3 separate regions of the Homo sapiens genome follow, and all the other regions are linked to region 2. A link is an interaction called in ENCODE POLR2A ChIA-PET data of the cell type or tissue named here. Cell type or tissue: GM12878. All regions are shown on one strand. Region 1 overlaps LOC105378658 (a long non-coding RNA gene). Region 2 holds the start of LINC01685 (long intergenic non-protein coding RNA 1685). Region 3 has its middle 84 kb from the start of LINC01685.

Region 1 (4,000 bases), 52 kb after region 2:
CTGGGCGACAGAGCAAGACTCCGTCTCAAAAAAAAAAAAAAAAAAAAGAAAGGCTGTCCTTTCCCAATTGAATGGTCTTGGGCACCCGTGTTGAAAATCTTATGTGCTTCTTACATTGTGAATGGCCACAGATTTCAATGTACTCTGTAGCTAAATGTGAAAAATAAAATAGCAACACCTTACACTTGTATAAGGTGAAGGAAAGGTAATACAATTGTATGTTTATATAGTACCTTATAATGTGCAGCAGCTTTGTGTAGATAAAACAATTCATGGATTTGGGAGTCAGGCTGTCTGGGTTTGAATTCTAGCTTCTCAACTTCCTAGCTGCATAACCTCAGGCAAGCCACTTAACCTTTCTAGGCCTCAGCTTCCTCATCTGTAAAATGGGCATATCCTATCCACTTCATAGTATTGTTATGAGGATTAAATTAGATAATTCACATAAAGCACTTAATACAGTTCCCAACACATAGTAACCGTGTGGTACAGATAGCTATTGCAATCATTAATCTTTAACATCATATCGTAGACTGGCTTATATTCATTATTTCCTGTGGTTCCCACATTGACCCTGTAAGGTAAGCAGGATAATAACAGTAGTGTCATTATAGAAACAGGTAAGGTTGGGCTCAGAAGGTATCTTGCTAGACCAAGGCAATGTGGCGAGGAGGTGGCAGGACAAAGTCTGTGTTTTTACCACCACCCATAAAAGGGACACTATCAGAAATAAAGCAGGTTTTACGCAGAGGTCTGGTTCCTGGGCCAATGTTCCTTTTACTGAGAAACTTGTCTGTCATCACTCTTTTTAAGACAGAGATGGTTTACTGTTTTCTACCTTTAACAAAAATCAAAAGAAGCTATGGCACAGTGAGGGTCAGTGTCCTGTGTACGGCAGACCCAGAAATCAGGACAAGACCAGGAACAGACAACAGATGTCCCCTGTAGAGCTGAATTTCACAGAATCAGAATAAACTACCATGGGCTCATCAGAAAATTCCTCCAGTAATTATAAAAGTCTTAAACGTGCAATAACAAATTCATGCAACACCACCTCCTGGCCACAAAGACCGAATGAACCACTGTAGGTACGAACTGCTACGAGTGTGGGAGCTTTCTGTCACTCCAGACTTAAGAAAAGATGAAAGACTGAACTAAAATGAATATAAAGACGGCTGTTTAAATTCATTAAAGAGATAGTTACACATGCTCTGAAAAGAGAGTTGTTAGGCACCTACCATGGGCAAGATGTGTCGGAAATGTGTGGATATAAAGATAATAATCTTTGAGAAGTTTCAAAACAGAGGGAAAAAATGCAAATAAGAAAGAACTTCAGGCCAGGCACAGTGGCTTGCGCCTGTAATCCCAGCACTTTGGGAGGCCAAGGCGGGCTGATTACTTGAGGTCAGGAGTTCAAGACCAGCCCGGCCAACATGGTGAAACGCTGTCTCTACTAAAATTAAAAAAAAAAAATTAGTTGGGCATGGTGGTACACGCCTGTAATCTATTCGGGAGGCTGAGGCAAGAGAATCACTTGAACCCGGGAGGCGGAGGTTGCAGTGAGCTGAGATGGCACCACTGCACTCCAGCCTGGGTGACAGAGCAAGACTCCATCTCAGAAAAAAAGAAAAAAAAAAAGAACTTCAATTTAAAGCAGCAAATATTAAGTGCCTTAACAGTTTCTTTTGGAACTTCTAACAAGCAATTTCTATCAACTGAGGCAAAAGTCTTAAGTTCCCCCAAACCAATGTCCCATTGGTTACTTTCAACCAAAAAAACTGCCTGGTGGGTTCAGCCTCTCTGGAGGCTGTCAGTATGCAAAACTTCTTCAATATCTTCAAGCAGTAAAGGGAAACACAGCCATCCTGATGTAATAATGGGATGGATGAGGAAGCTATACATTTCTTTGGATTTACGATTTGGCTGTCTCCTTCACCTCCATCTGTGCCAAACCATACGGGGACGCTCCTGATTAATCATCTGTGGAAAAAGTACATTACTGCAAGGTGCATGTTCTCACGCAAGTGCTTTCAACCAGACCCTGGGAAGTTGGTGAGAGGCTTTCGGGACAGGAGCTTCACAGAGGACATCATGTATTTGGCCTCTCCTGTACCTCACTGCTGTCTAAAACTGGAATGGAAAGAAATGCTTTCAGGATCAGGGAGAATAGAAAAGTGATGCCGGCTTGAGTGTAAACCTCAGTGTGTGGCTGGGCAGCTGTCAAGAAAGCCACCTGAACAGGTGACTTGGGGGTGACACCTCATCTGGTCTGTCCTGAGAGAATTTAACCAGCCACCAGGGGTAGGCTGATGTCATGGAAAGAGGCGGGCTTTGGAGGAACGCTGGTTCACATTCCGGTTCTGCCACTTGGTGTGTGAACCTCAGCAAGGTTTCAGTTTCCTTTTCTAAAAAGGACAGAACCCCTATTCTAGAGAGTGATTGTGGTAGTGAGCTTCTAAATTAGCTCCCATCCTGGAATTCATGCCCTTATATAATCTCTGCCACTTGGGTGTGAGCTGGACCTAGTGACTCACCTCTGATGAAAAGAATATGGCAAATATGATGGGACGCCGCTTCTAAGACTCAGACATAAGACTATGACTTATATCTTGCTTGCATTCCCTCTTGGCCCTTTCCCCCTGCTGCTCTGATGAACAGGCTACCTTGCTGTGAGCTGTCCAATGGAGAGGACCATGTGGCAAAGAACTAAGCACCGCCTCCAGCCAACAGCCCACAAGGAGCTGAATCCTCCCAACAACCCCATGAAGGAGCTCAGAAACAGATCCTCCCCCAAGTCGAGGCTTAAGACGATATAGCACAAGCAACCCTTTGATTGCAGCTTACGAGAGACCCTGAGACAGAGGATCCAGCTATGCTACATGCAAATTCCTGAGTCACAGAAACTTTGAGATAATAAGTGGCTATTGTTTGAAACCACTAAGTTTGGGGATAATTTGTTATGCAGCAATAGATAACTAATACGGTAACGTTGAGAATTTAATAAGGTACCATGTGCCATAGCTAGTCCATACATGCATGGTAGCTGTTATCATTAGCAGGAGATGGACTAACTGCCTTCCAATTCATTTGTAGAAAGATGGTGGCATGGAGGCTGGGAAAGGGAAGGAGATGGCATTTTCCAGGAAATCACAAACTAAGCAGAAACTCAAAAGAAAAATACAACCAAGTGCCAACTATTTTTTGACAGGTGATCATCTCTCTTCTCCATAGTCCCAAAATATTTCCTTTGTGCCATGATTATAGAACCAGCATGGCTGGCCAGATACTATGCCATTGTCCCTTTCTCCCTTCTCCTGTCCTCAAAGGTAGGGGTCATGCCTTCATTTTCTCACTCCATCACAGTGTCAAACACCATCCTTTGCTGATGAGAATAATGTGTAATTGTTCTTTTTCCCATTCTAAAAAATTCAGTAAATTTTTCTTCCATTCTATTTCCTACTGGAATTCTCCTCTTCTCAAAGTCCATTTCACAGGCATCCCTCTCTCCACGGTCTCCCCAACCTGTAGCTCTCCTTCAAGATTATTTACTCCTGTGCTGCTCTGCACTACTGTTATCCAGCTGTTTATTAGAATTAGTGAATTAATGTGTTGCAGTCATCTCTCCCTCTAGCTGACAGCCTCCAGAACAGCAGGGACAATCTGTCTTATTCATTCTTGGGAGCTACAGTGGCCACTCCAAGTTTGAAGTAGGTTCTCAGAACCAGTGACTGGAGGAATAAATTATTTCAAACCGTTCTCTGAGATTCGAGTAAACAAACCTCTGAGGACAAAATGAGGGGGAAAAGCTCAGAGGACAGGTCACAAATTGCAACAGACTTTTTCAAACCCACTAGGGGCCATCAAGTCCCTTCCAAGCCAACCAAGTTTAAGAACCTGTGGGATCTTGCAGGTTTCTTTTCCAAGCCTGTTGTAGCTCCCTCCTGGCACCATTCCCAAGGCAAAGAAAATGGAGCTGTTAACATTGCCCCTACAATGAAAG
Region 2 (4,000 bases):
CACAGGGGAAAAGCTTTATGACATAAGCTATGGCAATTATTTCTTCACTATGATGCTGAAGCACAGGCAACAAAAGAAAATGTAAATAAATTGACCTTCATCAAAATGTAAAACTTCTGTGCATGAAAGGACACAACCAATAGAGTAAAACGATAACACACAGAATGGGAAAAAATATTTGCAAATTATATTTCTGATAAGGAGTTACTATCCAGAATATATAACTAAACCACAACCAAAAACCCAACCTGATTAAAAAATGGGCAAAGGATTTGACTAAACATTTCTCTAAAGAAGATACACAAATGGTCAATAAGCACATGAAAGGATGCTCAACATCACTAATCATTAGAGAGATGCAAATCAAAACCACACTAAGATACCACCTCACACACATTAGAATAGTGACTGTCAAAAAATTCCAGAAAATAACAAGTGCTGGTGAGGATGTGGAGAGAATTTGCCCTGTTGGTGGAAATGTAAAATGATGAAGCTGCTATAGAAAACAATATACTGGTTCCTCAGAAAATTTAACAGGAATTATCATGTGATCAGTAATTCTACTTCTGGGTATATACACAAAAGAATTGAAAGCAGGGTCTTGCACATATATCTGTACATCCATATTCACAGCAGCATGATTCTCGGTAGCCAAAAAGTGGAAGCAACTCAAGTGTCCATTGACAGATGAATGCATAAGCAACATGTGGTATATATACATACAATGGAACATGAGTTAGTCTTAAAAAGGAAGGCGATTCTGATACATGCTACAACATGGATGAACCTTGAGGGCATTCGCCAAGTGAAATAAGGCAGTCACAAAAGGAAAAATACTGTATAATTCCTCATATTCCACTTATATGAGGCATCTCGAGTCGTCAAATTTATAGACAGAAAATGAATGGTAGTTGCCAGGAGCTGAGGATAGGGAGAAATGGGAAGGTGTTTAATGGATACAGTTTCAGTTTTGCAAGATGAAAGGAGTTCTAAGGTAGTGGTGACGTTTGCACGACATTGTGAACATAATACCACTAAACTGTATATTTAAAATGGTTAAGATGATAAATTTTGTTGTGTGTATTTTATCCCAATCTAAAAAAGTATCAGTTCCTTCTCTATTAATTTCTATGATGAAACCTCTCAGAGCCCGGAATGGCCCCTTGCATCTAGCATGCATCAATAAATGCGTAAGCGGACGGATGACCAGATCCAGAGTTGGAAGTTACCTTTGGTGAAACCCTCTACCCAGCCTGAATCCTTCCAGGTTGTAGGACACTCACTACCTCTCAAAGCATGTCATTTCTTCTTCATTAGAAAATTCTTCTTCATGCCACCTTTAAGCTGAAATATGACTTCCCTGTAATATTTCCCCTTCCTCGGTGATCATAGCTCTGCCTTCCAGGCCCAGAAAGAACAGGTCAAATTTCTACCTCATCTGACCACCTTCATGCAATAAAAGACAGAGCTCTGTGCACTTGGAGAGTTAAAGCCTCACCCCAAATGCATCTTCCCGGCAGAGAGACAGTCCTTTTGCAGTTAAATCACACTGAAAATCCTCAAGAGGAATATCTGTTTCTGGTTCATTCCAGAGATGCACTAAATGGCAAGAACATGGAGGCAACACATGGACCCGATGGAGTCTCCTTGTGGGAGGGGACTCCCATCTTTGAAGAACAAGAACTATTTATCTAGGAATAGAGAAATCTCTGAGTGAGACACCACCTGTCTTGAAGATGATTCTATGGCAGAGGAAGCCTTGTTTTGGGTCTAAGTCCATAGTATATACGTTACAGCAAAGCAGATTTCAACTCAATTATTTAAAAAAGACTGTAGAACTGCAAGTGCATAAAAACTCATAGAATAGTAGTAACTGTAGGAATCATTACTATTAGGCCCCAGCTTGAACTTCATTGCCCCTTTGAATTCAGGAAATAAATAAGCACATGTACACATACGCACACCCCATATGTCACACCAGGCATTGTGGCGCCATCCATGACTGACACTAAACATTCTAGAAGTATTTCTGTTTTCATGCAGATACACACAGCACAGCTAGTTTCAAAATTAAACCACAATGAAAACTGTCACTACTGACAAGGAACTATGCAAAGACCTTCGGTCTCAGGCCCTTGCTCACTCAGGAGTACCTTGAGACCTGTTTCTTCCTGTTCAGCTGCAGTCACGGTTCTAACCTGGTTCTTCTCACGGCTGGTATCCTCTGACCTTTTATGTCTTGGCAATGACTTCCATGCATTTTGGCAGTGACTGCCTGAATCTCTGATTCAACCCTGATCGCAGCCTCTCGGGCTTTCTCGCTCCTTTAATTCTTTCCGCGGATGGCCACGGCTTTTGCCGCCTGTACCCTTCCTGGAGCAACCCGTGCTTTTGAAAAATGACCATGCCGAAGGGGAACTAACACTCCCAGCCTGGTGCGGGTCTTGTCAATCTGATTTTTAAATGATGGAGGAGGAGGTTTGAGGACAAAGCTCATGGTGGCATTACCACTATCAGGGACGCTGCAAAGATCAAGTGAAAAGGGGAAAAGGCTCTTCTCAATGTGAGCACATTCACAGGCTCTGAGAACAGAGAGGTATTTAAAGTGAACTGGAACAAACCTGCAACATCCGGTGCGTTCTGCCTTCAAAAATAGCTGCCAGTTAGAAAGGGTTATTTACATATTGATTTCATGCTAACTTTGTAATGGAATGTGCTGCCTGCCTGCCTGCCTGAGACCTAACAACTGTCATCATAATTTTTTCTAAAAATACAGTCAGAGAAAAACACTCATTGAACCCTCCACTGGAAAGTAGCTGCAAAAGACCCCCTGATCCCAAACCTGCTTGACAGACCACAGCCAAGGGCAGGGACACTCAACAACTGTAAACGAGGAACATTTCACAGCGGCAGCTGGCCCCTCTCTTCTTCCAACCAGCCAATATTTTTTGTCTTTCTAGAAAACCTGTCTTGTTCAAAGGTAAGAGTGCTGGGGAGTGGGGGGATGCCTCCCTGGAGCAGAGCAGCCTTTGTAGAAACTCCAGCTGGCCTCTCTTCAGAAATAATGGATGGAAAAGGGGCCCGAGTGGCCCACCAGCACCAGCGCTCCACCCTGGGCGCATTTCTGCCACGGTTTCTCCTGGCATCTCTCTACCAAGGATCCCCACTTCTCGCCCCTCCTAATAGCCAGCTTCTAGTGATTCTCACTTGGACTTTTTCCGAACCCATCCCCAACTCACCCCACCCCCACCCCCAGGTTTGTCTCTGTGGATCCCACAGAGCTGAGCCCAGGCAGTTCTGTCGTCGTTCCCCAGTGCAATATTAGCAATTTAAATGCCTCTTTGCCAGGCCTGATGGAGCTGATTCGGTTGTGATCCTGGGCATATGGATGGCATATTTGCTGCGAGCTAGGTGAGACGCGTCCCAGAAGGACCGCTGCCAGCCCCCGCAGCCGCCTTCTCCTGCTCCCGGGAGGCTGGGGCTGGCCGCGGAGCAGCGAAACCGGCCGGATCCAGGGTAACTGCGGCCCACTTTGTTTTCAGCCGGCCCCCGCTGCTGCGGACAAATCTTTCATTCATGAACAGGAGCTTGTTAGGCCAACTCCGGACTCTAAAGCCACTTAATTAAATTGTGGAAAGTCGCTTGGTCCCGGTGGGAAATTTGCACACAAAGACCCGGGGTCCGCGCCCCCCCCACCCAGGAGCGCCGCCACAAAACCGGGCCTGGCCTCCCCCCGGCCCGCGCCCCTGCCCCTCCGCTCCCCGCGCCCTCTCCACCGCCGCAGCCGCAGCGAAAGCGGCGCCCCCTCATTAGAGGGCGTTTGTTAGGGAATGTTTTCCCAGCGATTCACTGACGGGCCTTTCATTCCTCCCTCCGCAATCAAGGGCGGCAAGTGCAGCCTGAGAGCCCTCCACGGCCTGATTGCTGAAAGAATTTCCAAAAGGAAAGAGTGTAAACAGGTACATTGAAAAAGCCTCTTTTCAACAATTATGTAAACATT
Region 3 (4,000 bases), 85 kb after region 2:
CCTCTGCTCTGAGTCCAGGGCCTCTGCCCTCTGCCTCTGCTCTTTAGCTTCCTTGGCCAGGTGAGGCCCACTTTCTGGAGTCCAGACAGCCTCCTCTTTTCTTCAGCAGTGAAGCTTACGGCCTCTCTTCCAGAAGGGTGGGCAGGGATCCCACCTTAGCATTCCCCAGCTCTGAGCTGGGGTCACAGTTAGGATACAACTACTTCAAAGGGGTCTTCAGGCCAGTGAACCCTCTGACCCTTTTCTGACCTCCCCGCCTTTTTCTACCTGCCAAACTCAGCACTTTCCCTCCCTTCCTTTATGCCCTTGACTCAAGCCTCGGATTCATTTTTTAAAATATTTACATTTCCACCCTTCTTCAGGGGACTCTGTCTCTCTAATAAATAGAACATGAGCAGCTGCTCTCACCTGACCCTGCAGCAGCACTGGGGGTGGTGGGGAGCCCTGGCTGCTGCCATTCCTCTCCACGCAGGCGCCCTGGTCAGACCCGCTTCTTCCACGCTGCCCTGACGGCCACCCACCCCCAGTCATTGTCTGATCCCACTCCCAGGAGCCCAGCGGAGCCCTGCCCTCCCCCTCATTAAATCAGTGGCCATGCTCCTAGAGATGCGACAGAGGCAGCTGCCTGGCTTCCCAGACCCTTGTGGGCCCAAGGGGTTGATTAGCATATTGTTGTAAGGAAAGAAGCCTGGAGTAATCCTTTTTCCTATTGATGGTAAATAACATTACCTGAAGGTTCCTCCACCCCTCCAGCCGGCCAAAAGCAGCCAGAGAAAGCTCTGATTCTCCTCTCCTGTTCTCTCCCTCGTCCCCAACTCCCCTCCTCCTCCCCCTCTCCCTCTCACCTCCTTTCCCCCCCTCCATTACTCTTCTCCCCAGCCCCCTTCTATCTTCACCTTAGCTCCCTCCTCTTTTAAAAAATGCAAACACAGGAGCCACCAGGAAGCAGCTCATCGTCTCCTCTGAAGAGGCCAGGCTTCTGCCTCCCTTACAGCTGGGGGCGCCTTCGCAGGACCAGTGCTTTGCTCTGCCTGGAAAGCCATGGGAATGACAAATCTTTGGACAAATTACTGATTTCTCATCTAATTTACATCCAATTAGTGTGAGTGAAATGAATCATGTGGTCAGCCCCTCAGGGGAAACATTGAGATAACAAATACCCAGGGCTTCTTTCCTGGGGAACTGACGGGCCCTGGGGGAAGTCCATGATTTACCCCTCGGGTCAGAGGCCCCCTCCCTTCCCCCAGGCAGGTTACCCAGCCCATAGATCAACCCCGCCCCCTCCCAGCCGCCTGGACAGGCCCCAGTGAGTTCAGGCCGGTAAAAAGGATGGGCTGGGAGAGGACCAGGTCTCACGTTGCGCCCCGACTGTGGAGATCCACTTCAGATCTGAGTGCAGCCATGAGGTTTTGGAGCAAGTGCCAAGTCCTGGGCTGGCGGCCCTCATGCCTTGAATCTCCGCCACCCCCATAAGGACGTGGAGAGGTAGGCAGTCCCAGGCTGGTGATCCTAACTGGTGTTTTGCTGCTATTCACCGCATCTCAGGCCCCCGTTTTCAATGCTTAGCGCCGTGGCTCTTAACCCTCACGACAACGACAACATACTCTAGAAGGCAGGCACTACTAGGGCCTCTGCTTTACAGGGAGGGGAACTGAGACTGAGACAGGAGTTAGCCAGGAAGCTGCGGGGCTGAGAGTTTTGGACACCGGCAGTGTGATCCCAGAGTCCAGGCACTTAACCATCAGGGCTCCTTCTGCTACGTGCATTTTGCAGAGGAGGAAACTGAGTCTCAGAGTGGTGCAGGGGAAGTCACTGGCCAAGGTCACGGAGCGCTTTTTGGCAGATCAGGAAGGTCAAGTCCGGTACGATTCTTCCGCTTGCAGCTTCGTGTTGCTCGGTGCGCAGGGCAACGTCAGAGCACCTCTGACTCCAGGGAGGTGGAAGCGGCTTCCGGGGTGAATGCGGTTGGATCGTGCGAGGCCGCCACCACTGCCAAGAAAAGAAACACACCACCGCACACCTTGCCATCCCTGGGTCACCACTTCCTTCTTCGTGTATGAAGAGCAGCAGACGGAACTCAGCAATGTTTTTCTAACACAAGAAGGATGACTTTCCGAAATCGTTTGAAGTGGGAAGACTGGGGCGAGCGGGCGGGGCGGGGCGGGGGGCGAGCGGGAGGGGCGGGGCGGGGGCACGGGCTTCTTGTCTGAACAGTGCAGTGGCTGCATGTTTGGGGTGAGCTTGATCTTCCTGTGTAAACTTGTTTCTAGTCTGCTATTTAAAACCTGGCATATGGATGGGATCTCAGCTTCCAGTACTGGCAGTTCTTAACATTCACAGCGACTAAATAAAAAGGGAATTTTAAAAACCAAATGCAGTTTTACCCCATAATGAGGCAAAGAGAGAAGTACTAAGAAGTTAACAACTCCCGAACTCAGGCTCAGCCAACCCTGTAAATGTGGGGGCCTCTGCAATGCAGCGTGGGGTTCAGAGGAAAGGAAACGACATTTTCTGAGTACCTAAGGTAGGCCTTAGCTTTTTGTGCTGGGGGCTTAGCCCCAGGGTTAGGATTAGGGTTAAGGGGATGGCCTTCGTAGTCAGCCACCAGGTTTTGAAGCCCAGCTCTGTCACTCACTACCTGAGTGACCTTGGAAAAGTTACTTTACCTCTCTGAGCTTCCTCAGCCCTAAAACAGGCCTAAAAGCAGGACCTAACTCACAAGGATGCCATCAAGATTATGTGAGCTAATGTTTGTAAAGTGTGTAGCTTGATACTCCGCACATACTAAGTGTGGAAAAAAAAACCCGGTATTATTACCTGCACATCTGCTGGGGCCGTGAGGATTATTTTCCCCATTTTCGGCTATTGAGGCTGCAGAGGATGCTATATGTGCATGGAAGGGGGTGCATCTCTTTCGAGGGCTGAAGACAACCTGTAATCCCGGGAATGGTAAACAGAGTAAGAAGAGAGGCCTGAGATGGTTAGGGAGTGAAAACACTGAGAACAGGTTCTGGAAAGAAGGAAGGGGCTATAGCGGGCATGTGACTTAGGTCACCATGGGCAGGAGCAGAGTCACAAGGCTCCTGGGGCAGCAATCAGGTAGATTCCTCTCTGGGACCCCAGTAACAACAAAAATTATTACGTGCTTACTATGTGTCTGGCACTGTTCCAACTACTTTACAAGTTTCATTTGTTTGTTTTCACTTAAGCCTCAGAATGGTTTATCGAAGTGGTTATTATTATTTTTGAATAGGAAATCAAGGCTCAGAGAATAAAGATCCAAGGTCACACAGCTAGAGAGTGAGTGACGGGGCTGGGTAGTCAGGCTCCTTAACTAAACCTGCTTGGTTTACTGCCTCTACCAACACAGGTCTTGGCACCAGGGGCATTTTATAGCAGAGAATAAGTAATTGTCCTGCGAGGAAGGTAGAAACAGCCCCTTTTGTCTAAGTAGACAATCAACTTAGCTGTCAGCCTCATTCATCTCATTGGGGCAGAGGCCCCTAAGACTCATTCAGGACTGCTTGCAGAGTGCCTTGACAATCAGACCACACCACTTGAACAACCAGCAAAGAGCCTGTTCCCTGACCACCCCCACGAGGGAACCAATACTCCCTAGATGTGTGACCTCAGTTTCCTGATCTGTAAAATGGGAAGATCATGGTACCTACATCCTAAAACTGTTAGTGAGAATTAAGTAAAGCAGCTAGAACTGTACCTGGCACAGACTTCTCAGTTCTGTTGTTGTAACCAATGAGGAAACGGAGGTTCCGAGTGGTGAAGCGACTTGTTCAACTGCACAGCAGCAGATGAGATCAATATCAGAAATGTTTCCTTTGAACACTGCTTGGTCAGCAGGGCTGGAAATGGGGCCATGGGTGTTGCTGGGGAAATTGTCTGGGGCACCTGCTGGAATCCAGTGATCTGAAGGACCACGACCCCAGTGATGTCTTGGGTCATCTTTGACTCACTTGTCTCAAAACACATGGATGAATGCCCC

What was found. Peaks named below come from ENCODE experiments on the same cell type or tissue, not always from the same donor. Only the 100,000 strongest peaks of a DNase experiment are listed, where the experiment ranks them.
Region 1: POLR2A ChIA-PET joins it to region 2 with 16 read pairs; 3 of 35 experiments call an interaction of 5 or more read pairs at or near these places.
Region 3: POLR2A ChIA-PET joins it to region 2 with 18 read pairs; 3 of 35 experiments call an interaction of 5 or more read pairs at or near these places.

Annotation. Positions count from the first base shown.
Region 1 is chr1:38,525,170-38,529,169 of GRCh38, forward strand. It overlaps LOC105378658 (a long non-coding RNA gene), which reads left to right. Exons shown (of 3, transcript XR_947211.3): 2 at 3,094-3,208. Among named protein-coding and RNA genes, the nearest start is that of LINC01685, 52 kb to the left of the region's middle. RefSeq lists a cis regulatory region at 2,225-2,428 and an enhancer at 2,362-2,481. In GM12878, no CTCF peak of the experiment used is centred here; a DNase peak (open chromatin) is centred at 2,322; H3K27ac peaks cover 1,106 bases.
Region 2 is chr1:38,472,845-38,476,844 of GRCh38, forward strand. LINC01685 (long intergenic non-protein coding RNA 1685) reads left to right here and starts at 2,352. Exons shown (of 3, transcript NR_146761.1): 1 at 2,352-2,980; 2 at 3,349-3,411; 3 at 3,543-3,640. All of the region lies in intron 2 of LOC105378657 (a long non-coding RNA gene), which reads right to left. RefSeq lists enhancers at 1,701-1,760, 1,791-1,900, 2,181-2,360. In GM12878, no CTCF peak of the experiment used is centred here; DNase peaks (open chromatin) are centred at 1,771, 2,087 and 2,627; H3K4me3 peaks cover 2,863 bases; H3K27ac peaks cover 2,892 bases.
Region 3 is chr1:38,557,677-38,561,676 of GRCh38, forward strand. No RefSeq gene overlaps it. Among named protein-coding and RNA genes, the nearest start is that of LINC01685, 84 kb to the left of the region's middle. RefSeq lists enhancers at 1,379-1,468, 1,770-2,385. In GM12878, a CTCF peak has its summit at 1,023; DNase peaks (open chromatin) are centred at 1,125, 1,975 and 2,349; H3K4me3 peaks cover 1,547 bases; H3K27ac peaks cover 2,307 bases.